Regions from separate parts of the Mus musculus genome. Here region 1 is linked to region 2. The links are chromatin loops, found by intact Hi-C in ENCODE. Cell type or tissue: left cerebral cortex. All regions are shown on one strand. Links, peaks and the distances in the headings refer to the core of each region. The heading gives the core; the rest is flanking DNA.

Evidence for each region. A loop is a pair of places that touch in the nucleus more often than their neighbours do. Peaks named below come from ENCODE experiments on the same cell type or tissue, not always from the same donor. Only the 100,000 strongest peaks of a DNase experiment are listed, where the experiment ranks them.
Region 1: it touches region 2 in a loop (7-fold over the local background); 2 of 42 quality-filtered maps call a loop at or near these places.

The regions. Positions count from the first base shown.
Region 1 is chr14:59,597,581-59,614,444 of GRCm38, forward strand. Cdadc1 (cytidine and dCMP deaminase domain containing 1) reads right to left here and starts at 379. Exons shown (of 10, transcript NM_027986.3): 1 at 175-379. The coding sequence starts at 256. In left cerebral cortex, for the core only: CTCF peaks have their summits at 6,621 (motif pointing left) and 8,246 (motif pointing right); DNase peaks (open chromatin) are centred at 6,629 and 8,270.
Region 2 is chr14:59,146,618-59,163,481 of GRCm38, forward strand. It overlaps Gm5142 (predicted gene 5142), which reads right to left. Exons shown (of 2, transcript NM_001004158.2): 2 at 11,886-12,093. The coding sequence ends at 12,068. Among named protein-coding and RNA genes, the nearest start is that of 1700129C05Rik, 12 kb to the left of the region's middle. In left cerebral cortex, for the core only: a CTCF peak has its summit at 9,141; a DNase peak (open chromatin) is centred at 9,187.

The sequences.
Region 1 (16,864 bases), core at 3,413-11,412, 450 kb after region 2:
GGGGGGGGGGGGGGAGTAGCAGGCTAGCAGGGCGGGAAGGAGACATAGAGCAGGGAGGGTGCTGGGCTGTGCGGAGACACAGGACAGGCAGGATGCGGAGCTGGAGGGAGACTCGGGCAAGCGTGCAGAGCGCCAGGAGAGGGGCAGGGCGGGAGAGAAGGCCACCGCACTCACCCGTCATGCTGCCCGTCTGCGTGCCGACTGACCTCTCGGCCCCGGAACCCTCCAAACTCTGCATCTGATCCGTTTCTTTCATCCCCAGCCCAAAGGCCTCGGCCCAGGACAGCTTGCCCGGTCAGGCATGATAGGTTCCTTGAAGCTCGCCTACGGCCACCTCTGCGGCCTGTCAACAACCGCTTGTTCTGCGCAGCAAGATGACGTCTCGGTATGCCCCCCCCATCGCTTCCGGCGCTTAATGTGACGTCAGAGTCCGGCGCACCGAGGTGGTGGTGGTGGTTATCTATCAGTTATGCTACTCTGTGTAGCAGGCTGTGTTCAGTGATTTTTGCAGAAAGAAGGACGCTTGAAGTTGTCTTGGTTCGGGACAGTAGGGGACCAGGGTGGAGGACTTAAACAGAGAGAGGCGAACATAGAACCGGAGTGGGCGAGGTGGGGGAAGCAGGGCCATCGGAACCCAGCCGTCAGATGTGGGCGGATCCCAGGGTATTTGGTTCTGCTTCATATCCAAACTCACACAAACTATGAGAAGAGAACTGGGAGGATCGAAGAGTTAAGTAGACAGCGGAACCTGAAAAATCTGAGTTGTCCGTCCCAATGAATTTGTAAATAGAGCGTACGTGTGCGCGCTTACCGTACAGAGGGTATCTTCCTCTATATGGCCCTCCAAATGTTTGTTTTGAGAATGGGTCTCTGCTTGGATCTGGAGCTCACTGGTTGGCTACACTGGAGCTTCATCCTCCTGTCTCAGACTTTACACACTTGTGACTACAGGCTGGTGCAGCTTTACTCAGACCTTTTTTTTTTTTTAATGTGGGTTTGAGGGATCCAGAAGGAACTCCTCAAGCTTATATCTAAAGCATGTACACAATGAACCATCTCCTCAGCCCCCAGTGAAAAATATAAAGTGTAAAATGAAGCCTGGAGAGGTCAGAAACATGGCCCAGCAGTTAAGAACACTTCCTACTCTTCCAGTGGGTCTGAGTTCAGTTCCCAACACCCACATCCAGAGTGGGTCACTACAACCCTTAACTCCAGAGATGGATATTTGAACAAAAATTGTAAAAATAGTTTTATTTTTATTTAAAATATAATATCATTACAAATCTCCCCCCTCCCCGAGGCCCTGATCATTTTTAAATTAATTCATGGTTTTTCTTTAACCACTATTGTTTATATACATGTATTATATATGTATATAATATATACACACATATATCTCTACATATATGTGCTTGTATGTATATGCTTTTAGGACTGATCACTTGGTACTGGATAACTAGTTGAGGGGACTTATTCTTGGGGAAGACTAATTTCTCCTCTGTTATTATTTACCCTTCATCTAGATATGGGACCCCTGGGAGATTTCACCCATGTTGGCAAGTTAGCTGGTGTTGGCATTGTTCGGGTCTTGTTTTGGCAGCCATGTTGTTGAAATTTTGTAGGTGGAGCTTTCCTGCAACAACTAGAAGACAATGTTCTGACAGCTTCCTGATCCTCTCTGGCTCTTACAGTCTTTTCATCCCCCTCCCCCCTTTCTGAGATGATCCTGAACGTTAGGTGTAGGGGTTGAGTTCTAGATCCAACCTTCAGGACTGGATATGCAAGGTCAGTTGTTCTCTACATTTTGAGAACTGCTGTTGCTACTACCTTCCTCCTCCTCTGCTCCATTCTCTCTCTCTCTCTCTCTCTCTCTCTCTCTCTCTCTCTCTCTCTCTCTCTCTCTCTCTCTCTCTGTGTGTGTGTGTGTGTGTGTGTGTGTGTGTGTGTGTGTGTGTTTGTCTTTTTAAGAAAGGGTCTCACTGTGAAGTCCTGGCTGGCCTAGAACACACAGCGTAGACTCCTGAGTCTTAGAATTAAAGGCATATGCTAGCATGCCCATCTTGATAGATAGATAGATGGATAGATAGATAGATGATAGATAGATAGATAGATAGATAGATAATGCTGAGGAGAGATAAGAGTTGCATTTACCTGGGAGTGTTAAGATAAATGTTTAGAAAGGAGTTAGGAATTATACTGGTATGATAGTTCCAGGAGTCTGCCTGGCATTGAATAGGTTGAAGTGGGTCACAGAGTTGTACATAGAGGTAGCTTAAAGACTGGTGGTCTCAGAGGAAGGTTTAAAGACTTACAGTCTCTGGACATCTACCTCTCTAACTATAATGAATGCTTGCTGGTAATTTCTTAAAAAGAAAATAAAACAAAACAACCCTAAACACTTTCTTGTTCACTCTGAGGGTTAAAGAAATGCTATCTTAGGTGATTAATACCTGTAGCCTAACATCAGGGGATCAAGTAATAAAGTAATTGCTAGTGCGTTTTTCTCTTTTGCTCAGAAGTCCCACCTCTTGCTTGTCAGGCAGGAAGGAGGTTTGGAGCAATAAACTTTTATTGAACCAGGAGAAGAGAGACACTCCCAGGAAGAAAAACTTTTACACAGAAAATATGCATAAACTCACACACATTCATATACAAATTTATGCATGCATACTCATACACCTTCATATAAACCAGTTGGTCTAAGCTACATATTTATCTCATAATTACATACTTACACACATACGTCTATACTTACATATGCATATGAAGCAAAAGATCAATGCAGAAAGAACTCACTCATTCTGGATGAAGAAATGAGCCACAATCTTTATTGCATAGAGAAAGAAAAAGCTTCTACCATATTTTTGCTAAACCCAAGTCTGTAAGGAAAAAAAAAAGCATTGTCCTCTTTAGTAAGACTAAGCTTGCCTTGCTATTAATAAAAGACTTGTTCTACCCCATGGTAAAGAGAAGCCTACCTGCTCTTTCTTTGTAGCCTTTTCTTTGTCCTCTTTCTATCTGCATTCTGCCTATTACTCTCTTACTTCCTAAGTTTCCTTTTAATTTCTAAGTTACTCTACTCTGTTGTCCTCCTAATCTTGCCCTCTCTCCTGCTCTTATGTAATAATGCCATGCAATGTAATCATCCCTAGTTTTTTGTACCTTTTCTAGGGGAATAGATCACACCATTTTTCCAAGCATCTTTAAAAAAAAATAAATCAAAGTTCCCACTTTTGGGATAGCATTGGAAATGTAAATGAGGAAAATACCTAATTAAAAAAAAAAGGAAAAAAAAGAAAAAAGAAAAAAACCAAAAATTCCCTAAAAGTTCAAACATAAATTCAAATCATAAGTTGAATAAGAAGTTTACAACAGAGATGTTTACATATGTCCCATTAAGACTAGATATTCATTTTCTGCCACTAGCTCTACAGGTTCATTGAAAGTTAAAATCTATAATTTTGTGACTAAGTTATTATTAAAGTTTTATGTAGATAAGCCCAGTCAATATTTTATCTTTTGTCCTTATACCTACAATAAATTGCTAGTTATGACTTTTGGTTGATTGTTTTACAACTTCTAGAATGTGTTCTAAGTTGTAAATGCCTACTTTCTATCTCAGAAGCAATTAACTGATGATACATGAAAACTGGCAGAGTTCTCATTGCAGTTTTAATATCAGAAAGGACTTAATAGCACTCCTATTTTAAAGGGCTTAGTAATTACTAGTGTAATTTTAGGAGTTCTTATAAAATCATTAAGAATTAAGAAATCATCTATTTGTCTATATAGTACCAGTACAAGACAGTACATCTTTGTTGTTCACAGAAATCTGCTCAAAAGGGTTGGCTAATACCTAGTGCTTGTAATATATATTTAATAATAACTGGAAAAGCATAGTAGTAGCAACAACCTTTCCTCAAATGTAGTTCCTTTGGCCTTTTCTAGAAGAGCAAATCCATTATAATTTTACAGCTCATAGTTTAACCATCTCAGGAAGATTACCTGCTAGTTTTTAGCTTCTAGTAGATGGCTCCTGGCATGATACTGTGGTAGTAAGTTTCCCTTTTAGATCAATGAGTACTCCTGGGTGAGGCTGGGTAGATTTCCAGTTTTTCTCTGGGAGCTTTTCAGGTCAGATCCTGTTAGAATTCTCTGGTCCTGTGTCTTCAGCAATAGGGATTTACCTTCCCTTTCTGTGAGGCCACCAAGAGCAACAGCAATGACTTCGACTGTTTGTACAGTGTCCTGACCAACACTCGGGAGGCGGTGTTTCAGATTGTCTGCTCCTGTCTGCAGACACACAAACAAAATGATTATGGATCCTTAGATCACTGGGTTCAGTTTTACAGACACTCAGATGTCTTTTGGAGATGGATAATATTAAAAATTGTTTCATGCTCTTCAGTTCTACTGAGAAGGCTGGCTTTAGAGAGGGGATTTGGAATGCCTGCTTGCTCCAGACTCAAGCATGTTTGTTTACAAGTTTTCTCCAAAGTCTCTGTTCCAGGTCAGACCAGCCACCTGACAAGGACTGGAGAACAAAAGAGAACAGCCAGGGAAGAGACCCTGTGCTTGAGAACAAGAGAGAGAAACTGTTTCCAAAAGAGGTTACAAATAGCAAAGTGTAATCTCCAAGTAATGTTTAAATTCGGCCTCCCCCCTCCATGGTTTTGTTTTCTATCTTTGAAGCTTTTTTTGAAATGTAAATTTTATCTTTATACACTTTAGGATTAGTAAGCTCATTGGGTGTGGTTTTAAAAGGATCTGTAAGATCTATAACAGAAAAACCAGCTCAGAACTTGCAATGAACGGGTTTATAGTTAAAAATCTATAGATAATTTTAATTGACTGCAACATACTATATGTGTAACTGAGATTTAACTCTTGTTTAAAAGTGTAGATTTGCTACAATGTGCTATCTATGTGACCTGGATTCAGCTCTTGTTTAGAAAAATAGATTTGCAACTGCATATTATATATGCAACTTGGATTCAACTCTTGACTTGGGAAATAGATAGTTTTGAAGAAAAAAAAATAAAGAAAAGGACTAAGGGGGAGTGTTCGTCAACAGCAACTTTTGGTTTCCTGCCACCTTGGCTGATGACCTCATCAAGTCGGAAGCACCCATGGGTTGGCCACTATCATTAGTAAGGTTATAAAGTAGGCATACCATATGACTTCACTGCCATCTTGAGAAACTCACTCAGAGAGAGAGAGAGAGAGAGAGAGAGAGAGAGAGAGAGAGAAACTCACTCCATGCTATGTGAGTCCATTCCCTCCTGTCTTCCCCAGTCCAGGGCATGTTTCTAAGAGAGAAAGCACCCTGAGACCACCCCATTCAGGACTGAAAGAGAGGTGAAGAGCCATGAAGAATATTCCTCCACATACCCAGCTTTCTCTTTCCTCACCCATCCCTACCAGCCTCCCCGTCCCCAGCCCCAATTCCTGCACTGCACAGCAGCAGCTCTGTGCGTACTAGTGAGCCTTTTCCACTAGACACGTGTCTGATACAGTACGCTTGGACTCATCTCCTTCATGCTCCAAACCTGGATCTATCAAGCAGCTCTCCAGGTAATTCTGACATGTACTAGCCAAATTGTGTATATGTATGCCTTCGTGGGTGAGTGAGTGCGTGTGCGCGTGCATGTATGTGTGTGTATGTGCCCGTGTATCTCTCAGCGCATATAACCCACCAGGTGTTTTAATGATTCAAATGGAGCATGCTCAGTTGTTTCTAACACAGAACCAAGAATGGGTAAACTGGTAGTTCTTGCTTGTAGACAAAGCCAGGTGCTTCCAAAGGGAGTATAAGGCTGATTCTGTGCCGTATATGAGTGGCTATCTCTCCCAGCAATGCAGACTGGGACTCATGACATATTCCACTTTAGAAGTGATTACATGAATTTGTATTACACGATCACAGATTAAAAGAACGACATAAATCAAAATCATTTGCTGAATTTTGGGGTGGGTCATCAGGTAGGCAGGTTATAGCAAAGCAGGGGATGTCTGCTGTAGGTTTTAGACACTGTGTCATGACATTCTTAACTTTCAGGCTAGTGGAAGATAGTGTCTACGTAATACATTCCAACGTTTTTACCTGAAAATCAGAAGGATGTTGTGTCTTTTGACTAAGATGGGTAACAAATGTCTATTGAGGGAATCAATGATAGCCGGAGATAGCCCAGGCTCCAGGTCTACAACATTCAGCCTCCCACAAGCACAGGTTTCTGTAGGTCAGGCTGCAAAATCTCCATCACAGGCATGACACTTTCAGGACACTTTAGTCCATCACAGATTCCCATGTATTTAGAAGACCACAAATTGGGTGTGATTTAAAATGTGACAGCTCAACTTCATGCATAGATAACCATGTTGTGCAAATGTGTTTCTCAGAAACTTAGCTTATAAAATTACCTGCAAAGTGAATTTTTAAAAATTGTACCATCTAGGGTGATCCTCTATGAGAAGTCAGTGCTCTATTAGGGGTATAACTGTTTGCAGTTCTTACCTGCTAATGTGAGCGAGCGCTTGACCCTGAACACTTCAGGACTGAGTAAGACATTGGGTCACAGAAGTGAAGTTTGTGAATTAGGTTGGTATAGGGCATGCTGCCCTCTACTGGTGCTGAGACTACAGTGATTGTTTTTTGTTCCCAGAAGCCCAGAAATGAATCCTTGGTTTAGTCCCCTAATGTAGCTTAAGAGCTAGGCATAGTTCACACACTTTTGATTCTTGGGGAATACAAGCCTAACTGTTTGTCATTACCCTCTGACACAAGGGCAGAGGCACATGCATTTTGAAAATACTCCCTGGGCCAGGAATGTATCTCAGAAGCAGAATGCTTGCTTAGCACTCTCAAGGCCACTGGCTCTATTCCCAGCACCACCAGACGATAAAATCTCCTTGGAGCCAAAGAACATTGAACAAGAAGTGTAGGCCTGAAATGTTTACTATTCCCAAGTGTCGGATTCATGTAAGGTAAAACAAGACAGTGCTCAATAAAGAGAAGTTGTCTTCTTCCTTGGATATAATTGAATTACCTTACGGTAGCTTGACAAGTAAGATGCTGTGAGCCCTTAAACCTTGCAACGGTTTTGAGCACACAGTAGGTTGCTCTCTGAAACAGAGCCTGGTGATCTTTGATGATAATTCTTTGGAGAAAAATGTAGACCCAGGAAATGCTGGAAATGCCTTTTGTTGTGGGGAAGGAACAGTAGGAGAGTTGGACCACAGAGAACTCTTACAGAACTCTGAATGAACTCTCCAGGCATAAGCAGTTGGCTGACCAGAGACTCTCGTGAGAGAGAGTTATTGACTAGTTAGTACAAAACAAGCATTTGCTGATATGTAATGCACCAGCCACCATAGCAGGGCTCTGGCTCAGGACTTGAGGATGTGGCAATTTGTCTTTCAATGCAGCATGAGCAAACAAATTCATTATACCATGTGTTCTATTTCCCCTTCCCACCAAAATCTATATTCATCCAAGAACATATTTCCCCCTAAATCTGCTGTCCACTTTTACATTTTTCACGGTCTTTAGAGTTTAGCTAATTTTTTAAAAAAACTACCAAATTCCAGAAGCGTCTCACGTATCAGGTTAGTGTAGAGGTATAAAAGTCACTTGTCACCAGTTGTTTGGACAGATCAATTACTTCTCTGAAATAAGATTTTTCTTTCAGGAAATATGCTGAGGCATGTAAGTCCCACTGTGTGTCTTAGATCTGAACTAAAGTGTGGCAACCACAGACATCCTCTCTTCACACTTCTCTTCCTCTTATTGTCTACCCTGCATTTAGGCTTCCCATATAGTAACCGCTCTCAGGTTTCCAGTGTTTTCTCTCCTGGCTGTGGTCTCTTTGTTTATCTCTGCTGTGGGTTTTCTGACGTCTATGGCTCTTTATGGATACTCATTGCTTACCCCTGCTCCTTCTCAATAACTATGTCAGAAGATGACGTCACACGTCCAATCAGCTGCACCATGGTCATGTTCTTTAGCCCCTCTTAGCTCCTCAATTAGGATCATTTTACAGCTATCATCAGTTTAGTGACACGCCACCAGCAAATGCCAGCTCTACACTTAGATATCTGAATTATAATATCACCAACAGAGTCCTTCACGATAATGATGGGGAATTAAATGCATTAACAGTGGTGGTAAGTGCTTTGGGTTAAAGAAAATTATAGGAATTTTTAAAAATCAAATTATTCAGACTTTGAAACACTCAGGTCAGGATGTAGACACCAGGGGGCAGCAGAGGCTTTGTTTCTAGCTAGTCTTGCTGATGCAGTGAGGTGTGCACACTTGTTCCTAATGCTGTGCTTAAGGCCCTCCCGCCTGTAACGTCCCTATGTTGCCCTAGGGTAGGTCCCTTCCGTGGTGGATCTTGACAGTTCTCTTGCATTATGTAAATATCTCATTGGTTCTGCATTGGCTGTAAGCAATTCCAGAGATGTTCACATTTCCATGATATCAGAGGAAGGAAAGCCTGGCAGAGGACTTGAAGAATCAGCAGAGGAATGGGCCCCACTCAGCCCCTGGCCATTAACTGATATGCCCGTCTAGCCACACCCCTGCAGGGTGGTCTACTCACTATCTGATCTAAGTATGGGACTGAGTGCACTTCTGGGTCAGTGCACTCTGAAGGTTCTCACTTCTTATACTCTTTGCTGAGGGTTATTTGTTGTGCTTTGCTTCTCTCTCTCTCTCTCTCTTTTTTCTTCTTCCTTCCTTTCTCTCTCTCTTCTCTTCTCTTCTCTTCTCTTCTCTTCCTTTCTTTTCTTTTCTTTCTCCTGTCTTTCCTTATAGGCTTGACCCTGGCTGTGACCCTGAGATGGAGGAAAGGGGTTTGCATCCTACCTGCTTACCACATCACATTTAAATCTCCACGTGTTCCTTCCTATAGGCCAATGTCCCTACATCCCCACGGTAACCAGCACCATGTCTAGCTCAACAAGTAACCGCTGGATAAATAAATCTATGAGCACACTAGTAGTGTGAGCCTGAGCTGCATCTTTCTGATGGCATGGTGTCCTTGGGCAGTGATGACGGGCAGGTTTTACCTGGATCTTTAAAATTCATTCTTATGGAGAGTTAAACATAAGAGGATTAAACAGTGCATTCTGCACTTCCGAGTTCATCCAGTATCTCTCAGACTGTTCCAGAATGTGAGAGGATGCTCACCCAAGCCAAGGAGCTAGCAAAGGGCTTGTTTCCCCAGAGGCTGCAAGGCAGGTTTCATCTCCAGCCTCTACCATCTCACAAACACATGCCAGATTACATTTCTTGATATTGACAGAAGTTTATAGCAATGAACTTTCTAAAGCTCAGCCTATTTGAACAACAACAAAATAATCTAACATAGAAAGTAAGATGATATCATGGTCCTTTGCATATTTCTTCCCTGTGTGTGTTACTCCTTAAGGTTGGGGTAAAACTACACACACACACACACACACACACACACACACACACACACACACACACTTTTCCTATCCAGTTTTAAAATAGTACAATTGCTGGTGGGCACTCTTCAGGGATTTTAAAGCCACTAATCAATTTCACAACTGGAGGCGAAGCTCTTTGCTGGGAGCTATTTTGCACAGGGCAAGCACTCTGACCTCATCAGGGCAACCACAGTTCTGAAGGAAGTAGAGGTTCTGCCTCACAGCCCGTGGTGGTGACAAGATGGCTGCAGGCAGGCCGAGCTCAGAGGCTGGCTGCTTTTCTCAGGCTTTGCTGCTCCTCAACCCACAATGTCACTTTGGACAAACTGATCCAGGAACAAGGAAACCTGACCTTAAGAGCTTCTACAAGAGCCTTTTTGGTCAGAAACCCAAACCTAGCTTGCACATGGATAAAGCAGGCAAGCTTTCTCCTACCCCATCCCAAGCTGGGGAAGCACCATAATCCAGAAAGGGTTAAAACACACCACAGCTGGCTGTGGCGGCTCACACTGTAAGCTCGGTGCTAGGGAAGCTGAGGTAAGAGGATAGGTTTGAGATGAAGGTAGCCTGACCAACATAGTGAGTTCCAGGCCAGAGGGTGCAGGGAGGGGGAGGAGGAGGGAGAGGGGGAGAGGGAGGGAAAGGGGGAGAGGGAGAGAGGGAGAGAGGGAGAGAGGGAGAGGGAAGAGAGGGAGAGGGGGAGAGGGAGAGGGGAGGGGAAGGGGGAGGAGGAGGGGGAGGAGGAGGGGGAGGGGAGAACACATTGCTGGGGCTGAGGCTGTAGTGCTCAGTGGAGGGGGTATGGAATATGTGCTTAACATGCAGAGGTCCTGGCTTCCATCACCAGCATCAGTCAACCCTCTGTCCTCAAACAACCACCCTCTCCTGCACCAGATTGCCAAACCCTGGCTGCAGGGATCTGATGGAGGGCGTTTAGAGTGAGACCTGGCATCTGCTCTTGTTGCTGGTGGTCCTGAAGCGCCCATGAAGATGCTGCTCTCTTGTACTCCAGTATGTGCTCACAAGACCATGGTGCTGTGTGAGGGGAAAGCAGCCTTTTGCGGTTCTGGGCATAGAACCCAGGCCTAACAAAGCTATGCACATGGCCCACTGCTGAGCCTCGCTCCTTCCTTCTGTCCGTCTGTGTCTGTGAGTCAGCTGCTTTGCTCTCGCCTCTCCCCTGCAGAGTCAGTTTGGTAGGACCTGGGGGAAGTGGGTGAATGAAGATCCTCAAGTTGAATTATTGTTCTTGTGCCTTCATGCTTCAGGACAGCAACTAAAAAGGCTATATTGTGAGATCATTTTAAGGTATTTCCTTTCCTGAGCCCCATAATATATTTTCCCTGATGGGTGTGTCTGTCTGTGGGCCACTGTGTGATGGGAATGTAGCTCTTTCTGCTCTAAACCCTTTCTCCCCAGAAGCAAATTAGTTTTTTTTAAAGATTTATTATATATATGTGAGCCACCATATGGTTGCTGGGATTTGTACTCAGGACCTCTGGAAGAGCAGCCAGTGCTCTTAACTGCTGAGCCATCTCTCCAGCTTTGAAAGTTACTTTTGAGACTAATACAAGTTTTCAAAATGAAGTGGAGTACTCTCTTTCCTACCTGAAAGGGGTCATATGCCTCTGGGACTCACCTCTCTCACTGGAGATCATCTCAGACATGGAGTTAGAGAAAGGATGTGGATTTGTGGTTCAGGACATAGTTCTGGGACCCCTGAAGTAGCTCAGCAGTAAGTCTCTTGTCCAGCATGTGCAAGGCCTGAGTTTATCCCCACCACTATTTAAAAAATAAAGAAGTAAAAAAATTACAGTTATTGGGTAAGAAAGACCTGAAGCTGAGGGTACTCTGAATGTGTGTTCATGTGTGTGTGCATATTTGTTTGTTTGTTTTTAAGATTTATTTATTTATTGTATGTATGTGAGCATGCTGTTGCTGTCTTCAGACACACCAGAAGAGGGCATCAGATCCCATTACAGATGGTTGTGAGCCACCACGTGGCTGCTGGGACTTAAACTCGGGTCCTCTGGAAGAGCAGTCAGTGTTCTTAACAGCTGAGCCATCTCTCCAGCTCCTGCACGTGCATATTTGTATGTGTGTAACCACAAACTAGAGATACTCCTTACCTAATAGAAATGTAACGTACCCACAATTTCACTAAGTTCAAAGCTAACACAGAATTCTGGATAAAGAAGAATAAAGCTGATACTGTTATAAGTAATAATCATTGACCCCCCAAGACCGCCTGCATTTTGTACCATCCTACAAGTTGGTTGGGTGGCAGCTTTGTTTCTGCTGACCAGAGCTGGATGTCAAGGCCCTGGCCTGGGCTGCTCCTCCCTGGGCTGCTCCTCCCCTGGGCTGCTTCTCCCTCCGGGCTGCTCCTCCTCCCCTGAGCTGCTCCTCCCCTCTACTTCTGTGGCCACAGTTACTTGATACCTAGGACTGGCAGGTATAGGCTGCTCTGTCCTACTGGCATGGAGGCCCTATCATCAGCTCCATGATCACTCATCTCTAGCAGAGAACTGGCCTTGCTCTCAGGGCATGAGAGGGTGTGGTGGTGGTTTACACAGGAAGTGTCCCCCATAGGCTCTCCCTGGAACTACATCACTTGGTCGAGGCACTGAGAGCTCAAAGCTTTGCCCTTCTTCCATTTTACCCACTGTAATTCAGCTCATCTCTGAAGATGTGAGCTTCAGCTTCCCGCTGCTGTGCCCTCAGCCCGCTGCCTCCCTATGCTGGTAGACCCCTATGCTTCTGCAACCAGAAGCCCACATAAGTTGTTTGGGTCCTGATGTTTTAGCACAGCAACTGAGAAGTAACTAACTCAGGTGTGAGACTGACAGAGGAGGGGCAGTGCTCTTCAGGACTTGGCTCGGGACTCACGCATCAATTACTAGCATTGTACTCTTGTAGCAAAAGTCACACAGATTCAAACTTTGGTTATGAAGGTCATGATTGGGAGACTCCAAGGTCATCTTGAAAAGCTTCCGAATACATAGAAGGGTAAAGAATTAATGCTACTTTATAAACAATTTATATTAACATACTTTTGTCATTAAGATCTGGGGGGGGGGGGTGTTAGTTCAGAAATAGTGTGTGTTTAGCATGCACAAGGCTGTAGATCTGATTTTTTTCCACCCAACAACAAACTCCCCAAATCCTTCACCAGTTAGGAGCTATGAGCTCAATGTGTACAAAAGAAACAATAGTTTCTTCCTTGGCAGCCACTATGTTGCTCTTGTGTAATAGCTGCTGATATACTCAATATACTCATAAGCTGGGGGTTGCTCATTTTTCACTTTGCAACAGAAGCAAGGTGGAGCTGATTTAAACTAGATGCTCAATGGCATCTACTTTAAATGCTCTAGTCTTTGTTATGTCTGAATTAGAGGTGATTTATCATGAGCCTGCTACAGAAACATGTGGGAGATTTTCTTCCCTGTAAAGGTCTAAGTGACCAACAGGATGATTGTAAAGAACTCATACAATATTTTAAAGCAGAACTTCCCTGTGAGAAAATTATGACTTAAACAGAACTTTCAGATGAAAATAAACACAGTTCTAAAGTTTTACTTTAGGGGTAAGAAGGCTCATGTACCAGAACAGCCAGAGAACTCGAGGGTTACTCTTTATCGTCATTCTTTGTATTATTATTTACATTTGCAGGAACATTTGTTGGTTTTTTTTAAGAGGGTTTTTAGGAGCTAAAATGATGGTTCAGTGGTTAAGAGGGCCTCTTGCCCATCCAGGGGACCCAAGTTTGTTTCCCAGCATTCCCATAGGAGGCTCGAAATCACTTGTAGCTGCTCCCTGTGAGGGGATCCAACAGCTCTGGCCTCCTCAGATACCTGCACACATGTGCCCATATTTGCATGTGTATACACACACACACACACACACACACACACAATTAGAAGTAAAATAAATATAAAAAAGGAATGTGTCCTAAAGCTAACATGCTTGCTTTTATGTAAAATTAATGACTTTGATGCCAATCAGAGTCTTGTGATAATAAATATGAACTCATGTTTCATCTGATCTCAACTACTATAGACATAAAGGAGAACTTTGACTCTGAACTTCATGCCGAACGCTTGTCTTTATTTGAAACTTAATGCTGTACTTAAAGGTTAACAAATCCAAACATTTTATTTCTGATGTTATGGAATTAGCTACAGTGCAAACTCATGCAAGCAGAGGACACGTCAATCATACACACACTCAGAAATAACAAAAATATCATTCCATCCACTGCCAAAGCTGAGGCTAAAGATAAACAGCAAGGTCTCAACATTCAACCCAAACAGAATGGAGCCCTGGTATCCTTAAGCTCCACTGTGGCGTTTGATGGGATAAAAGTCAGTGGATGTAGATGTGCAGTCCACATCAGGCCTTTGATAAGTGGCTGATAACCGCCTCCCCTTTTTTGGCCACTTCTGCCTTGGTCAGGACTAGTTATAATAGTAGATTGTTGCTTACCCCTGGGGTTCTTGGGTAGGCAGAGCCGAGTGTAAATGTAGGAGGTAACTGTGCAAAAATCAAAAGATCCCAGTGTCTGGGGATTAGAGCTGAGTGTAATTAGAAAGGTTACCTTGGTGCCTTGCTGCTCCAGCTGTTCAGAACCACCATCTTTCACTGTGTGCACACCCTCAGCACCACAGCATCAGCACCACAGAGATTGCCACACCTCTTGCACATGCGTGCTATGATGCTATTTAACCCACAGCAGTTTCCCAAAGGCCTTGTTCTCCACTGCTGGAATTGAGAGAAATATTTAGGATGGTGATTAAAAATGAAGCGAATAAGTATTGAGTTGAATAGAAAGTAGATAATCATTATAGGCCATGCTGGATCTGGAATATTAGAATTTTAAATAAGCATCGTATTTCTGCAAGTATATTTTAGTAGCAAACTAAAAAGTGACAATTTTAGAGCTATGTGATTAAGTTTGGGTTCAAAAAGCTTAGTTCCGAGACAGTAGTATATATACTACATATCTCAGGCTGCCCTCAAATTTAGGATCTGTATTCGATACTTTTCTGTTGCTGTGATAAAAACCACAAGCCAGACTACTTATAGATAAGGGTTTATTTGGGCTTATAGTCCCAGAGGGTCAGAGTCCATGATGGTAGAGCAAAGGCATGGTAGGCAGGAAGCTGAAGGCTCACATCCTGAACAACTAGCAGGAAGCAGAGAGAGCAAATTTGAAATGACAAGAGCCTTTAACTTCTCAAAGCCCAGCTACTGGGACACACTTCCTTCAACAAGGTCACACTTCCTAAACCTCTCAAACAGCACCATTCGCTAGGGACCAAGTGTTCAAATGTCTGAGACTATCGCAGCATCTCAGTCAAACCACCACAGAATCCTCCTGCCATTGTTTCTTATTATTACTATAATATTTGTATTTTGGATTATACATAACCAGCAAGGTTCTTCATGCTAAATAAAAGTAGATACACTGATGACTCTTCCTCTCTTCTTGGCTACATTTTTTTAAGTATTATGCATATTTAAGGCATAAACTTTGATGCTAAAAGATGCATACATTCAGTTCATAGGTTACTATAGTGAACAAATTGTATTTACTTTACATAATTAGTCATTTTGCCTATCTGCTTGCAAGAACAGCTAAAAATCTATTTATTTAGCATGAATCCCATATAAACCATTCATCATACTGAATTCACCCAACAAGAAAATGTGCACTCTATAGATGATGCATTGATAACATCTCTATGAAATATATTGGAGTAAGTTCTTTCCTTTAAAGAGCCTAGATCCCGTTTGGAGAAAGTTGACTTAGGATTTAAAGTAAATCACGAGAATCAGGTTCTCCTTGTCTCGTACCCAACGTGCATGTGTTCTGATCCTAACACGTGACCGACCACCTGGCCTGAAGTCAGGTGGAGAAGATTATTCCCACAAAAGAGCACAGAGGAGAGCAATACAGCGGCAGCCTCTCCTCTTACTCTCTGGTCGCTTCTCGGGCTCTTATTTGTTTAAATGGGTTGTATGTGCCACGGAGACTTGCACTGTTGACTGTAGCAATTGCTGTGCTCAACAGTGTCAGGTATTGTTTTCAGCCAGGAGAGGGCGCGCAAGAGCCCAGAGTGGGAAATCTGGAGCTCTTTTTTTTTTTTTTTTTTTTTTTATGACTTTCATATATTTTTCCCTGTTCTGAAAGACCTGGAATTTTATTCTTCAATTTAGCACTTGGAATAGGCTACCAAAGCCGTGTTTTAACAGCATATGATTTAGATTTAATAATTTGTTGAAAACAGAGAAAAAGCATAAATCAGCAACTGAGACTGAAGAACGGGCTTTGGTTCCAGCCTGTCAAACACGTGCAACCAGTAATGCTGGCTCCTTAGTCTAAATGACAGGGTTTACGAATCAGAAGGGGCAGGGCTAAACCGTTTCTATGAGTCACAGTGTGAACAGGACCCAGACAGTTGTGAATGGTACCATCAGTTGGTGAACTGGAAGTGGGGCAGTCAGGAGACTTTTGTATTCGTTCTTCGTATTATTGCAACTTTTTCTTAAGTTTGAAATTATGTGTAAGAAAGGAAAAAAAAATTCCTCATTTGCTTTGGTCAGTCGGACCCAGCATGAATTTGTTATTTGGTAAAGTCAGACCTCTTGGACCCACTTCCTGAGGGGCAGGAAACAGGGAGCATAATTCTCAACAGAGATCTGGAGTTGATCTGTAGTTAGCATCGAGGAAGGAGTCAAGAACGTTGGTGAGCACGGATTATCTGAATGCAAGTTTTCTTTATCGCAAGAGTCCCAGAGTCTTTTCTGATTTAAAACACGGCAATGAATGCTGTATTTATCTCCATAGAGAGACGGTGCTCTCTTACAGACTATGGAAAGCTGAAGAGGATGTGACACGGCTGGGATGTCAGCCTGCCTCTGTACTCTGCCCTGTGACTAGAGCTCAGATGTCCTGAGTGGGAGGGGCAGAAACTAACCAAGCATTCTGATTGGCCTTTGCTTTGCATTTGAGATAGTCTTACCATGTTAGCCCAGGCTGGCCTCTTTTTTTTTTTTTAATAAGATTTACTTATTATTATATATAAGTACACTGTAACTGACTTCAGACACCCTAGAAGAGGGAGTCAGATCTCATTACAGATGGTTGTGAGCCACCATGTGGTTGCTGGGATTTGAACTTAGGACCTTTGGAAGAGCAGTCCGTGCTCTTAACCACTGAGCCATCTCTCCAGCCCAGGCTGGGCTCTTAACTCCCGAGCTCAAGCAATCTTCCTGTTACACTCAACCTCCCGAGTAGCTGGGACTACAGGTGCACACCACCACATCCAGCTTACATTTAGATTTTATAGCAATTCAAGGTCAGATCTTCTGTTTCACTTCCAGGTCTACAGCCAGGACCTGATGCAGT
Region 2 (16,864 bases), core at 5,489-13,488:
GAGTCTCTGCACTGAGGCCCCGAGGGACCATTTTGTGAAACCATGACTATGGAGCTTGGATTGGGTTGGAGAACCCCAAGATGTTGGAGATGTCAGAGCTGAGGATATCTGCCAAAGACTGCTACACACAGGAAGTGGAGTCTGCACAAGGGGAGTTGTGTGTTGCAGTCATCAAAGCTGGGAGCACAGAGCCATCCAAGCCTTTTCACCTCAGGCATGGAGTTACAGAATTTGAACTTTTCCCTGCTGGTTTTCAGCCTTGCTTTGGTCCTGTATTTCATCACTATATGCTTTTTCCTCCCTTTTAAATAGCAATGTATATTCCGTGCTGGAAGTATATAATCTGCTCTTTGATTTTGTATGGGGTTATAGTTAGAATATTGCCTTGAGTCTCAGAACAGACTTTGGACTTCACCATTGAGACCAAATGAATATGGGGACTTTAGTTGATGTAAATACATTTTGCATTAAGATGTGGTCACATGCCTATGGGAAGAGGCAAGAAATGAAATGTGCTGGTTTGAATGAGAATGGCCTTCATCCCCTCATGTTTGAATATTATTTCCCAAGTGATGTAACTGTTTGGGAAGGACTAGGAGATCTGTCCTTTTTTGGAAGTAACATGTGACTGGGAAGCAGGCGCTGAAGTTTTAAAAGTCCTATGCCATCCCATAGCTCACTCACTCTGCCTGGTGTTTATGGATCAGATGTCTTCCAGTGCCATGCCTGCCTGCCTGCTGCCATGCTCCCTGCCATGAAGCTCATGGACTCTAACCCTCTGGAACTTTAAACCCCATTAAACTATTTTCTATTAAATAAATAGATCGAAAGATAGATAGATAGATAGATAGATAGATAGATAGATAGATACCATTCTTTATTTTACGTGTAAGAATGTAATTCAGATATCAACCCTGTAATAAAATGATTTGATAGAGTCTTAACAATTAAAGGAGGATTATCTGGTAAGAAAGCACCTCCTCATAGAACATGTTTTTAAGTGGTCATTTTTTTCCTAAATTTGTTAATGCAGCACATTTATTCGTGGCTAGCATGTCTACTTCCTATTGTACTAATGGCCAATGGAATAATAAAGAAAGGTTCATGCAGTGGTGGCTCATGCCTTTTAATTCCTGTACTTGATAGGCAGAGGCATGTGGATCTCTGAGTTCAAGGCCAGGCTGGTCTACCACGTGAGTTCCAGGACAGCAAGGGCCACACAGAGAAACCCTGTCTCAGAAAGAAAAAAGAAAAGGAAAAGAAAGGTCACCTTCCACAATCACTGTCTCATAAGGGAGGACATAACCGAGTCATCAAAGAAGGTATTGTGTCCATTTTAACAAGCAAGAACACTTCCCCCCCCAGAACAGAACTGCCGCAGGCAGGCAGACCCATCCTTTAATTTTCATTACATGCATGTGTTTATGTTTAGACTGGGAATCTCCTAGACTACATGTAGGTGGGAGCTATTGTTCAACTTTGGCTATATAAGAGAGTCACGTAAGCCTCTGGAAACTCCCAGGCAGAGTTCAAATGGGTGTTGCTGTTAGCCAATAGACTTAAAGGGCAATATGCTTAGCCAATAAGTTTGAACTGTAACCTTGCTGATGCAACCTGGGCCTCTAAACAGTATAAAAACTGCTTGTAATAGCCATTGGGGTCACCTTCTCATCACTCACTTTTAGTTTTTATACAGTTTCCAGGGGCAGAATAGAGCATCAGCAACTAGGCACAATATGATTGGCAGAACAGTGTGCCCTTTAAACTGATTGGTCTCTGAAGGTGGCCAATGGTTGGTCCCCCCTCCCTTCTGGAGGGGAGGGGTGACTACCTGCTCTATGATCTCTCTCTTCCAGGGGAAGAGGTGCCTGATGGAACTTTACAAAGGCCCTGAGCTGACTTCTTCACTGGAACCTTGAGTTTTGTATGCTGTGTTGCTGACAGCTTTTGGTGCTGCTTCTAGGAATTTGGCGTTTGTTACTGGACTCAGAGGAGGAAGTAGGTTCAGATAAGAATGTTAAAAACAGTGATCATGGGGCTTTGTTTACTACTTTAATTACTACCTTTGTGATCCTTTTGCTTACTGCAGTGCTGGACTACTACCTTTTTTTCTTAAATTTTTGTTATTTAAATGCGTCTTATACATCAAACATATTAACAATATTGAGTATATTGAGAATCAAATAATACATAAAAAATTTGTTCAACTTTTATATTCATGTCCTTTCATACCCTAAAAATATCATTAATGAATATTTAATACTATCCATAACTAAAGATTCTATATCTAATGTTAAATACTAAATTGTTTCAAAACATACAAAATATTCTTTGGGAATTAAGTATAGTAAAAGAACATAAAATATTAAAATGAATTAATAATAAATATATTCAAAAGCCCTTATTGATACCACCTGACATAGTGAAAGAGTATTTAAAACACATTATATATCTGTATACATTCTTTAACAATCAGTTTACTTAAAAAAGATTATCAGTGTTTCTAGGAGAGAAATTATTTTATCAGGAAGTATATTTTTAAAATTTCAAAATAGCAAAAACTCTTTGAAGTTAAACATTAAGAAAATGCTAATTTCAAGCACAGTGAGAAAAATTGTCAGTAATATTTCCATGAAGTTTGTAGGACATGATTTTAATATTTTCAACTGTTAATATTCAACAGGCAGAATAATTATTTTAAGATTTACTTCATTGTTGTCTCCCTTAACATTTCTGATTTTATTAATTTGGATACTATCTCTGTGCCCTCTAGTTAGTCTGGCTAAAGATTAATCTATCTTGTTGATTTTCTCAAGGAACCAGCTCCTGGTTTTGTTGATTCTTTGTATAATTCTTTTTGTTTGTAATTGGTTGGTTTCAGCCCTGAGTTTGATTGCTTCCTGCCATCTACTCCTCTTGGGTGTATTTGCTTCTTTTTGTTTTAGAGCTTTCAGGTGTGCTGTTAAGCTGGTAGTGTATGCTCTCTCCAGTTTCTTTTTGGAGGCACTCAGAGCTATGAGCTTTCCTCTTACCAGTGCTTTCATTAAGTCTCATAAGTTTGGGTATGATGTGCCTTCATTTTCATTAAATTCTAAAATATCATTCTTTAGTTTTTCCTTAACCAAGTTATCATTGATTAGAATGTTTTTCAGCTTCCATGTGTATGTGTGCTTTCTGTTGTTTATGTTGATATTTAAGACCAGCCTTAGTCCATGGTGATCTTATAGGATGCATGGGATTATTTCAAACTTCTTGTATCTGTTGAGGCTTGTTTTGCAACCAATTATATGGTCAATTTTGGAGAAGGTGCCATGAGGTACTGAGAAGAAGGTATATTCTTTTGTTTTAGGATGAAATGTTCTGTTAATATCAGTTAAATCCATTTGGTTCATAATTTCTGTTAGTTTCACTGTGTCTCTTGTTTAGTTTCTGATTCCATAACCTGTCAATTTTTGAGAGTAGGGTATTGAAGTCTCCCACTCTTATTGTGTGGGGTGCAATGTGTGCTTTGAGCTTTAGTAAAGTTTCTGTAATGAATGTGGGTGCCCTTGCATTTGGAGCACAGAATTGAGAGTTCATCTTGGCAGATTTTTCCTTTGATAAGTATGAAGTGTCTTTCCTTTTTTTGTTCTATAACTTGTGGTTGAAAGTTAATTTTATTCAATATTAGAATGGCTACTCCAGCTTGTTTCTTGGGACCGTTTCTTGGAAAATTGTTTTCCAGCCCTTTACTCTGAAGTTGTGTTTGTCTTTGACACTGAGATGAATTTCCAGAATGCAGCAAAATGCTGGGTCCTATTTACATATACAGTATGTTAGTCTATGTCTTTTTATTGGGGAATTTATTCCATCGATAATTAACAGGTACTAAGGAAAAGTGATTGTTATATCCTGTTATTTTTGTTGTTAGAGATGGAATTATGTTTGTGTGGCTATCTTCTTTTGGGTTTGTTGAAAGATTACTTTCTTGCTTTTTCCAGGGTGTAGTTTCCTTCCTGTGTTGGTGTTTCCATCTATTATCCTTTGTAGGGTGGAATTTATGGAAAAATATTGTGTAAATTTGGTTTTGTCATGGAATATCTTGTTTTCTCTGTCTACAATAACTAAGAGTTTTGCTGGGTATAGTAGCCTGGGCTGGCATTTGTGTTCTCTTAGGGTGTGTATGACATCTGCCCAGGATCTTCTCGCTTTCATAGTCTCTGGTGAGGAGTCTGGTATAATTCTGATAGATCTGCCTTTATATGTTATTTGACCTTTTTTCCTTATTGCTCTTAATATTCTTTCTTTGTGTGGTGATTTTGGTGTTTTGGTTATTATGTGATGGGAGGAATTTCTTTTCTGGCCCAGTCTATTTGGAGTCCTGTAGGCTTCTGGTGTGTTTATGGGCATCCCTTACTTTAGGTTTGGGATGTTTTCTTCTCGTTGTGTCCTGGATTTCCTAGATGCTTTGGGTTAGGAGTTTTTGCTTTTGCATTTTCTTTGACTGTTGTGTCAATGTTTTCTATGGAATTTTCTGCACCTGAGAGTCTTCTATTTCTTTTATTCTGTTGGTGATGCTTGCATCTATGACTCTTGATCTCTTTCCTAGGTTTTCTAACTCCAGGGTTCTCTCCCTTTGTGATTTCTTTATTGTTTCTGTTTCCATTTTTAGGTCTTGGATGGTTTTGGTTTTGTTTTTTTTTTTTGCCTGTTTGCTTGTGTTTTCCTGTAATTGTTTAAGAGGTTTTTGTGTTTCCTCTTTAAGGACTTCTACCTGTTAACCTGTGTTCTCCTGTATTTCTTTAAGGGAATTATTTATGCCCTTCTTAATATCTTCTATCATCATCATGAGAAGTGATTTTAGATCCAAATCTTGCTTTTCCAGTGTGATGGTGTGGCCAGGACTTGCTATGGTGGGAGAATTGGGTTCTGATGATGTCAAGTAACCTTGGTTTCTGTTGCTTATGTTCTTATGCTTGCCTCCCGACATCTGATTATCTCTAGTGCTACCTGCCCTCGTTATATCTGACTGGAGCCTGTCCTTCCTGTGATCCTGGTTGTGTCAGAACCCCTCAGAGTTCATCTGGGGATCCTAAGATACTGGGTGTGTCAGAGCTCCTGGAAGTCAGGCTGCTTCTGGGACCCTAAGATCCTGGTGTGACCAAACTCCTGGGATCCTGGGATTCTGGGATCCTAGGCATGTTAGAGTGCATAGGAATGGAGCTTGATCTGGGTGTTGTAGGACTGGCTGCAGAGTTTGCGCCCAAGGTCTGCTCAGGGTACCAGCCCAGACTGGAAGGAACTTGCGCACCTGAGCAGACAGAGTTCTTGGATGTCTGGGCCCTGCTGGTCGAAGTTACTTCCAGTGTTGGGGCAGATGTGTCCTCACCTCTGATCCTATCGCTTGACTACTATCTTGTGTGATCTTGTTTACTACTTCACTTGATTACTTTGTCTTTGATCTAAGAACTAAACATGAATTTTGAATGTACCTAGAATGATATAAAAGCAGGCTGGAGAAAAATAAACCTGATTCAGCCTCAATACTGGCTGGAGTCGTGTTATAATTTTGTCTAATTATTTTTCTTCATTTTCAATCCTCACTCCCTCCCATGAGACCTTATTGACTGACTGAGCTGGCTTTGTTATGTTTATTTTTAGAATCTCTTTTCTCAAGTTTGGTATATAAACATTGCTCCTCAGTCATTCTCTGTCTTGCCAATAAAAGCCAATGATCCAATACAGACCTTTAGAGAGAATAAGGTGGGACTTCCAATTCTCAGAGAGGAGGAGAAATAGACAGGAATGAAGGAGGAGACCAGGAGAAGAGGCCAAGGAAGCATCAGGAAAAGAGAGCTGGACCAAAAAAAAGTACCCCCAAAAATGCAAGTAATATGGAGATATTGTCTGGGAGGAAGTCTGACTAGGTTGGAGGTTTAGAATGGAATAATAATTGCTCAGTATTTTGTTCAAGGCAATTTTAATAAATCTTAGTCTTGGTTATTGGAGACTGACGTGGGGATTTCTAGTTTTGTTGGAGACTCAGTTGTGTCCTGTGATCTTTTTCTGGAAGCTGTATTATAATAGGATACTTCGCTGAGAATGGACATTTTACTGGAAGCTGTCTGGTGAAAGGGCATGCGACGTTTTGCTGGAGCAGACACTTGAGAGGACACCTGATGTTTGGAATGAGTATAAATATAACCCAACAGACAGTGTATGATGCTCTTGCATTGGTTCACTTTGCAACTTTTTTAAAAGATTTATTTATTTTGTGTATGTGAGTAGACTGTTTCTCTCTTCAGATACACCAAAAGAGGGAATCAGGTTCCATTACACACGATTGTGAGCCACCATGTGGTTGTTAGGAACTGAACTCAGGGCTTCTGAAAGCCCAGGCAGTGCTTTTAACTGTTGAGTCATCACTTCAGTCCCCCAACTCTTCAATGATCTTTGCTTGTCATGGCATTGTAGAGAGAAACATACCAAAGAATTTCTGATGGTACTCCAGGTGCTTTGTGCTGCTTCTACAGACTTGTGCCAATTGGTGGAGCCTTGTGGTTTCTTCTGGATCAAGAAGCTGCTACTGATTCATGTTTGGTGCTTTGCTAGTAGACTGGACTGCTGACGGTGAAGACTGGGGTCACCACAAAGAACTATTTCTAAACAGGTCCATAACCCCTGTTTCCTATTTACCTTTCATTTACCCTACCTCTAGTGGGTGGTGGGCTAGAGGTTGAAGTGTTAAAGAGCCATAATTGAAGTAGGTTTTGAAAAAGCAAAGCCTACAGAGGACTAGCAAAGGTAAAGAAATACAGCTGCTGGATTAATTTACAATAATTATACATTTATACATACATTTATAATAAAAATAATTCATTTTACAGAATGGCAATGGTCAGGTTGTGTCTAAGATATGTAGGCCTTAGCACATGGAAATGCCTTGTAGTCTTGGAGCTATAGTTCCACCAGACAAAATACAGTGTGGCTGAGAGGCCTCTTTCAGCTTCCTCTGAGGCAGCAGTTCTCCACCTGTAGGTCACGACCATTGGAAAACACATATTTTCAATGGTCTTAGGAACTGAGACACTGCTCAGTACCAAAACTACAGTTATGAAGTAGCAATGAAAATAAATTTATGTTTGGGAATTCCTAAGATTATTGGAAATATGTATTTTTCAATTGTCGTGACCCACAGGCATTGAAACCCTTGAGCTTGTTGTAGCCTTTGAGAATAGATGTGGATGGTCACATATATCTGGAGATCTCAAAAGGCTCTCTCAACTCTACTAAGAGTACCTCTTGCAAATGGAAAATGTTGGGAAAAGATGCCAGGGAGAGTGGTAAAAAGTAATGGAGAGAGACGGGGAAAGCCTGAGAAGAGGGAAAAGAAAGGAAAACTCAGGAGAATGAGTGATTTGAAAAGAGCCATTAAAGTTTAGATAAAAGTGAAAAAACATGCAGATACATTTTGAAGAAGGAAATGATGGTTCTCAAATACAGAAGGAGAAAATCTATAATCTGGTAAGTACAGGGTAGCATGTCTCAGTGAGGGATGGCTGGTTTCAAGGTCTCTGTCATTGTTCAGGTGACTCTAAGATACCACAGACTGTCTAGAATCCTATTCCCATTCAGTGGAGACTGAGACATTCTGAATTAATTATAGTAATTAAAACTAATTACAGTAAGTAAGGTGTTTATAATTGCATAACTAATGGAGTCTAAACACTGACAGCATCCATTTGTGCAAAATACTTAATAAACAAAACTCAGTACAGAATGGTTTTTATTGATTCTGAGTAACACGGATGTGACTTGAAGACTCGTTTTGAAGACCAGGGCCTGAGTAGTGACAGTTCTTGTACACCAGGCTGTTGGTAGATGGCAATTTGGGTTACTGGTTACTTATTTGGTAGGTTGTTGGTCAAAGTATTTGGTCTGAGTTGTGATGAATAAGAAGAGCTCTCTGATGATTCCTTAATTTGGAGTGTATGCTTTCTTTCATAACGTCAGTGGTAGATTTAAAGTGTTCTTATTACACACCAAAAAGGATAGGTATGTGAAGTAATTCTTATGTTTGTTAAGGCAATTAAGTTACATTTTTAAACCTTTATGGCTGCAGATATATCTGTGACTGAACAGGTCAAGAGAGGGTATCAAATGTCCTGGGACTGAAATTATAGATGGTTATGAGCCACCCAGTGGATACTGGGTTGAACCTGGGTCTTCTGGAAGAGCAACAAATGCTCTTAATAACTGAGCCATCTTTCTAGCCCATTGAGCTATTTATATATATATACACATTTCAAAACATCATATATGACAAACATTCAATTTTTGTCAAATAAGATTTAAGTGGACATTGGGAAGGTGGCTTATTGTATAGAGAAGTTGCCACACAGGATAAAGAGTCTTGGTCCCAATCCCTATCCCCCATGATAAATTCAGGCAAGGCTGTGCTCACCTATTTAAGCTCAGTGCTGGGAATGAGGATAGAGATCAAGACAGAAGGATTCCTAGATCATAGTGGCAAGCCAGTGTAGACATGTTGGTGGGTTCCAGGTCCAATAAAATTTTTATCACGAAAAATAAGAACAATTGTAGAAGCTGTCAAGTCCTCTATATACATGTGCACACATGTAGGCATATACAAAGTCATACATTACCCAAAGAAGCCAATACTCAACAGGTGAGCAGCCACACACAAAAATGACAAGACCCAGAAACACCAGAACAGTGCACACAAAGCTGCTGTGGGACTTCTAGAGACATAAAAATATTTACTGCTTATTTTACTTGAGAACATTACAAGACGTGGGCATTGAGATTTGGACACAAAGTTGACATTCTTCAGTTTTCAGTACAACAAACCCCTTGTTTTTCACCCTAATGGCTATATAAATGCTTTTTTCAGTTTGTGGGCATGGGGTTGTAAAACAACAGTATATGCCATCTTAATAATTATCATGATGATTGTCATCAGTCAACAATTTTAAGACCTACGCCAATACATTGAAAAACTTTCCTACTGCCAATTGCTGATATATTAGTGAACCTAACTGATTTTTTGTACACTGGAGCATAAATGTTACACTTTTGTATGATAAAAGGGTTTCGTTCTTTCAGGGAATTTGGTAGTGCTGCCTTTGCCTCAACTAGAACACTTGGTGGTGCTATTTGAAAACAGTTTGGAAACCTTAACTGGTGAATCCTGCATGGAAAAGGGAAGTCTGGAGGTTGCTCTTGAAACTTTACAGTTCTGTCCCTCTAGCTGTTTACTCTGTGCTGTCTGGGTGAGCATGCTAGACAGGCTGCAGAGCCTCAGTTCATGCTGTCCCTCCTTTCCTGCCAGATGTGTCTTAACCTGCTGCCAGGTCTTACATACAATGCTTGAATGATGCCCTGAAAGGGACAGAGAATATATGCTTCCTTCCTTAAAGTGCTTACGGTGTCTAGGGAAGGAGGGGAAAATCATAGATGCAGGGATGGGTAGGGTACTCAGATTATAGTGGGTAGAGCCTTTGGTCAGCTCATCCTAGGTGAGGGAAGATGTTGGTTTCCAGGAATGAGGTGAATTCAGATGTTAGTTTCCAGGGGAAGTATTGTTACCTGGGGAAATATTGTTAAGGATTCAGTAGGACAAGGTGTTAGATGCCAGCAGCTCCCTGTGGGTAAATATTGGTAGCCATATACACTAGACAGGTTGAAGTTAATAAAATTATCTTATTCATGTTGACCCAGTATGTGCTTCTCATTTATTTGAAATAAACTATTGCTTTCCTGGACCATGCATCTTTTGGGTATTCCATAAAAAGTTTCTGCCCCAATGCTTCTTCTGACACTAATTTTCCATCTCCATATTTTAGCTTCATAGTTGGGGTTTTATGGAGTTCCTTACCAAGAGATAGCGGCCAAGTAGAGTTGGCTGTCTCCTGTGAGTGTAATCTTTCAAAGTAAACATCAGACTTATATAGTCATTACAGAAGAAAACAAGGAAGTTAGGTAATACATCAGCCAAGATACATTAAGGTCATCTGATGCATAATGACTCTAAACAAAAAAGAAAAATGCATCCATGAAAATTGGCAGGAGCCAGGCACTGTTTACAACTGAGATAAAAAATCAACCCTATCTAAAGTCAGCTAATACTTAGAAGACCTAACGGTAGTTCCAATTCTAGTCTATTGTATACCCCACCTTCTTCCTAAGCCATTGTAAATTCCTGTGTATGGGAGTGACTCAGCTGTTATTCTTTTTTTTTCTTTTTTTTAATATTTTTATTAGGTATTTTCCTCATTTACATTTCCAATGCTATGCCAAAAGTCCCCCATACCCTTCCCCCCCACTCCCCTACCCACACACTCCCACTTTTTGGCCCTGGCGTTCCCCTGTAGTATTTACTCTAGTTCCTTCTTAAACCACAACCCACCTTCTTTCTATTATTATGTAATGTAGTCTGCCATACATGACTCTAATGAGAATTCTAAGTTTACTTTGTTGAACTTGCCCTGGGATTTCTAACTCTTATCCAGTAAATTGCAATGCCTGATTTCTTTCACTATCTATCAACACTGGAGGCATTTCATCTGAACAAGTAGCATTCTTACGAAATTCAAAGCCCAAGGTCGGCTCAATGATTAACTAGGATGTTGGGACACTGGTGGAAGCCAGGAAGCAATGTCCAATCTAACTTGGCTATTTGTCAAATCATTCCTTGGGAGCTCCTATAATAAAACTATACTGAAAGAAGGCATGCAAAACCCTCCACAGACTATCACAAGGACAAATCTGGACCACATTCATATTATGGGATGCCAAGGACCTCCAGGAGACTCATTTCTGTGCAACTTTTTTGCCTCAGGACTGCAGCCAAGCTTTTGGACTTGTCTTGCAGACTCCACTGGAGTGGGTGTGGCAGTTGTGGTCTATCTTGTAACCTCAAGACGAATGCAGGACCTGCTATTGATACAGGAAGGAAATGATCAAGGAGAGCTATCACCTTGGTGATTTCATTCTCTTCTTTGTACCATTTCTGATGATGGGAAGGTGAAATTTCCAACAAAAATAGACTCACCTTCAGTGGAAACTGAAGTGGAAACTTCTGGTTTCTTTGGAAAAATCAGTTATGTCAAATGATGTTTTGCTAAAGCAAATATATGAAAGGATATGTGATGTTTAGAAAGAATATAAATATGACCACCAGACAGTAGGAGCTCAAGCATTGGTTCGCTTTACTCTGCCTTGCTATTCTTCGCTAACAGCACACATGTACTAGTTTGCCTTACATTGAATTGTTGAACTCACTTGTGGTGACAACATAGGGAGAAACTCCACAAGGAACTTCTCGTGAGGTTCCTGTGGCTTCTTACTATTTCTGTGGCCTTGTGCCAGTTGGTAGGCCTTCTGGTTTCTTTTGGATTGAACTTCCCTTGCTGGTCCATGTGTGGTGTCTTCAAAGAGGACTGAATTGCAGCTGCTGGTTCATATGTGGTGTCTGCTGAGAGGCCTGGACTGTAGCTGCTGCTTCATATTTGGTGTTTTCTACTGGACTAACTGCTGATATCCTGACAACGAAGATTGGACTCACCCCCAGAGAACTATTTCTAAGCAGGTCTACTTCCCCTGTATCCTAATAACTTTTCCTTTGGTGGGATAGAGGGGGGGTTGAATGCTTATTAAAGTAGGCTGAGAAAAATGTATGTCTATACTCATCTGTTTTCCATTTTCATTTTTACGGTAATTTCCCCTCAAGGAACCTGACACTGCAGATCACACGTGTGTATTCCTTTCCCTCACTGAGTACTAACCCCTTTGCCAGTATAAAATATATCATTCTTCTCCCTATTAATTTCCCTTGTTTGGGAATCAGTTCTGTATGAAATTAGCAAATGTATAATCATTGATTTATTTACAAGTGAAACATTTATTTCTGTGAATGGTGCCCACATTGTTTATATTCAATACACAGGATGGCTACATGTAAGTATGCTACCTCTCTAATAATCATCTTGTCCTAGATGTCATATTTTAGGTTTTGTAGACAGTGTTGTAACTTTGGGTCTTGGAGTTACTTGAGAATCTTGTAGTCTTAGCATTTCAGGTTCCTCTGGTTGGCTGGAAAAGAAAAACAAAACAAAAAATAGTATGATCAGACAGATGCCTACCAGGAGCTGGAAAGGTCTGGATTTAAATTATTTGGACTAGGACTTAAATAATGCTCTGTCATGTCCTTTTCTTGCTAAATATTGTTTCTGAATTGGAGATATTGTCATGTGAGCTCAAAAGTGTAATAATAGAATATACTGTAAAAATCCTAGGCTCCTACCTTCTCTTACTCCAATAGAAAGCTGGGTGCAGAGGGGAGCTTACATGCAGAACTCAAGGGAAAAGTCATTTTCTGAGGTTAGAGGTGGCTGCTGACTTTGTCCTAATGTGGGCCTGGTGTTACTGTTGGTTCAGGTCTAGGCCAGGTATTTTAAGCAATTAGAGTATAGGCTCACACAGTTTGCAGAAGTAGTGGTGGAACTTTATTCAAAGCAAATCTATAGAATAGGTCAGACTAGAGAGCCAAGAGCCACAGAGTGAATATACAGTCCTGGTTACTGTCCAAGGTATTTATTTATGGGGTTCAAGGGAAAGAGGTGTTTGGTTACTCAGAGGCATAGTGAGTGTGGCTCTTATTTTGATTGATAGATTTATATAATCATTTTTCTACTACATATTTCCCTCCCAGAATATATTATTAGTCATATGTATACCCAATTATACATAGACATGAGATGGTAAAATTTACTAGAGGACACAGTTTTATCTTACTATACGCGTACCTAAAACCAGTTCAGGCCAGATTGGTCCTTCTATCTTTGGATCAGGAAGTACTGAGAATCCATTTGAATAGAAGGCAGAAGAATCTCCACTGCGTCAGAGTGCTGTCTGTCAGCAGAGCATAGGCAGCTGCATAGGCAGAGCTCATACGTAGTGCAGCTCTCAGACTGCCAAGTGCATATTAGAAAAGTATTGTATGTGTAGCCCAAACCAAGAGGAGTTCTAGGCTGCTAAAGGATGCCTTATGCTTGACTGCCTAGATTTTAGAAACCACACTGCTTTTTGTAGGAATTCCATTTTAAGACATATTTGATGGAATAATGTGTCTGTTGAAGTCTCATAGAACGGAACAAAAAAAAGCAGTATTTTCACATAACACTCAGAGAATCCACAAGTACAACGAATAGAGGATATTTCACTGGCTGGTTTTTGCCAACTTAACATAAGCTAGGATTAAACAAGAGGAGGGAGCCTCAGTTGAGAAAAAAAAAAAAAAACTCCATAATATTGGCCTGTAAGCAGGCCTGGAGGGAATTTTCTTGATTAATGATTGGTATGGGAGGGCCCAGATAAATTTGGGGGATGCCACTCCTGGCCTGGCAGCCCACGTTAATATTAAGAAAGCAAAGCACAGGGAGCAGAGCAGTAAACAGCAGTCCTCCCCCGTGTCTACCCCCCTGAGCCTCTGCTAAAACCCTGGCCTTAACACTAAAGGTTGTTGTAGTCATGCTGCTCATCTACAGTAGAAAGTAAATAGGAGGACAGACACATATTCATCAAAAGTTACACGTTGACATGAGGCAACCTTCCCAATTGAGTGTGAACTCCTGTTTCCCTATATTGAAGAGTGTAAAATTCTCCTAGGCAGGGAAGCCCACATAGGGTCAATCAAGTCTCATCTGGCCACATGCACATATTTCTGAAATTGTAGCTAAATTAATGCTTGAATCCAGTTCTCCTGAATAGAAAGTTTATGGAAGTATGGTACAAGTACCAAGGGCCATTGTCCCCAGTTTCATAATGATAAACAAGTACATGGAATTAGTTGATACTTGGCAACTTGAACAAGTGCAGACTCTGATCTCAAATTTCCAGAAGAATGCTGAGCCACCCAGGGCATGGCTTCCCATCCAAACCAAGGGAACCAAATAGGAAACTGAGTTCTGATTCACATCCCAGCAAGACTAGATCCATGCCCTGTCTTTTTAGGCAGCACCTCCATTGCATCTGTACTTGCCAACACTTACTTAAAGGCAGCAAGCTTAACCAGGGCTTGACTCCCTACCACTTCATGATTTCTAGTCTCTGGCTGCAGATTCCCTGGTACCTGAGGAAACAGTGAGTGAGATTCATGACCAGTTCTAGGTCTCTCAGTTCATAGGGAAAAGCTAGGTTATTACCCTGACTGTTAGCTGTAAAATCTTTAGGGGCATTGGTTCCACTCATATATCTAGGATATTTTCCAGGTATGTTCAGATAGTGAGAAGAGGCCAATGAGGAAAATGGATACAGTGTTGCTCCAGGAGCATGCTGGCTGTGTCTTCCTTATTCCCATGGACACCAGGTCAGTCTGTTTGGGAAGCACAGCCATGACACTGCTGAACGGCAGGTGTGGCAGGTGGCTCCTTCCATGGAGGAAGATTGGCTCATCAGGACTGACAGAGCACAGCTGGCTTTGCACTGGGGAAAGAGAGTAGGGAACTATTGAACTGAAATGCTAGAAGTTGGGTCCAATAGTGAAGGGACAAGGTGAACACGGTGCTCAGAGAAAAGTCTGGAAAAGAAGAAGAGCCCAGAATAGAGATAAGGTGGGATAATGGGGGAAAGTGTGGATCAGAGGGGGGAAAGGAAAGAAAACAGAAAGGACAGATTGGGCTGGGGAGCAGGCTGAAGGCTAGAGCTGACAGGATGGGGGTAACACAGGAGGAACAAGCACAGGCAGAAAGAATGGGAGTGGGGAACTAGGTTTCATAAGGAAAATGCTGGGAAGCCATCTTGTCATCTTTTCAGAAGACACTCTGAACCTTTCTCTTCAGTAAAAACAGAGGGACTTTGCATGTGAGAGACCTGCTGTGGCAGTCATCTCCCAGGTACCTCATGTCCCACTGTGACTGAAAGAAACTGAAAAACCAATGCCTGCCTCTTGGTCCTATGCATCAACCTCAGCAACCAGGCTAGAGGCCCCCATGTGGAGTCTAAGAGTGATCAGGGGAGGTGTCAAATAAAAGAAGTGGAGCTGTAACATTAGCGTGTGCTCGTGTGATAGCCTGGGTATCTCCCTTCAGATAGCAGGGCCAAGGCACAGAACAGAAGCAACTTGTTAGGACTGGGCAGGGTCAGGGGGGTTCCTGAAGCAGGAACTAGGAAGAGTCAGTGCCTCATGATCATATCTTCCAACACTCATGTACAGCACTGTGACCATATCTATAAGGACCCCAGGAGAGTTTTCTGCCATGGAACAGACCCTACATTGACCTAAGAACCAGAGAGGAAACAGAAAGCAAGTAATAAATCACCCAACAAGACCAGATATCAGCACCTAGAATTACCATCTTCCCAAAACCTGACACCAACATAAAAAGCAAAAACAGCTAGGACAATATGTGTCCACTAGAGCCAGGAGCCCTAACTATGGCAGACCCTGAATATTGCAACATGTCCAAAGCATAAGACAAAGCCTTTTTAATAGGTTTCATGGATGTGATAAGAGGGAAATAGGTTGATGCCTTAAAGACATCTATGAAACCATAAATAATGAGGGGAAATGAGTGAACCCATCCAAGACGTGATCACTGAAATAGAATCAATAAAGAAAACCTAAACAGAGGGAAATCTGAAAGTAAAAATATTAAGGACTCAAAAGGAGCCTTAGAGGCAAGACTTAGCAGCAGAATACAAAAGATGGAAGATAGACTCTCAGGCATTGAAGATGTGAGAGAAGAAATGCACACCTCATGAAAAGAAAAATTTAAATCTAAAAAAAAATCCTGACACAAAACATTCAGGAAGTTTTAGACACTATGAAAAGAGCAAATATAATAGTAATAGAGGAAGTATAAGTAACAGGTTAAAAGTATTGAAACTATTTTCAACAAAACCAGAAAAGGAAAGTTCCCTAAAGTAGGAGGAGCCCATCAAGGTCCAAGAGGCATACAGAATGCCAAACACTGGACCCCAAGACAAAGTTCCATCACACATAATAATGAAAACACTGAATGTACAGAACAAACAAATATTAAAGGCTGTATGAGAAAAAGACCAAGTAACACATAAAGACAGACCTATTCAATATCACCTAACTTCTCAACTGAGAATGCAAAAGCCATAAGAGCCAGGAAAGATGTTCTAGAGATTCTGAGAAACCACAGATGTCAGACCAGACTACTATACCTAGTAAAATTTTCAGTCACTAGAGATAGGAAAATTAAGACATTCCATGATAAAACAAAGTTTAAGCAATATCTCTCAACAAAGCCAGCCTAACAGAAGGTGCTAGAAGGAAAATTACAACCTAAAGAGTTTAACCACATCCAAGAAGACACAAGTAATAAATAACCCAATATTGGCAAATCAAAACACTTGCTACACAACAACAGAATAACAGGAACTAACAACGCTGATTGTTGATATCTCTCAGCATCAATGATCTCAATTCCCCAATTAAAAGACACTGACTGAATGAATGCAAAATCAGGATTCCTCCTTCTGCTGCATCCAAGAAATCCATCTTAACATCAAGAATAGACATCACCTCAGGATAATAGGATAGCAAAAGATATTCCAAACAAATAGACCTAAGAAGAAATGTGGCATAGACATTTTTATCTAATAAAATAAAATTCAAAACAAAACTAATCAGAAGATATTCGAAGGAAAACGTCATCAGGAGGACATTTCAATCCTTAATATCTATGCAGCAAACACAAGGGTATCCATGTTTGTAGAAGAAACACTACTCCAGCTAAAGTCACATATTGACATTCATATACTGAGAGTGGGAGACTTCAGTACCTAACTCTCACCAACAGACAGGTCATCCAAACAAAAACTAAACAAACAA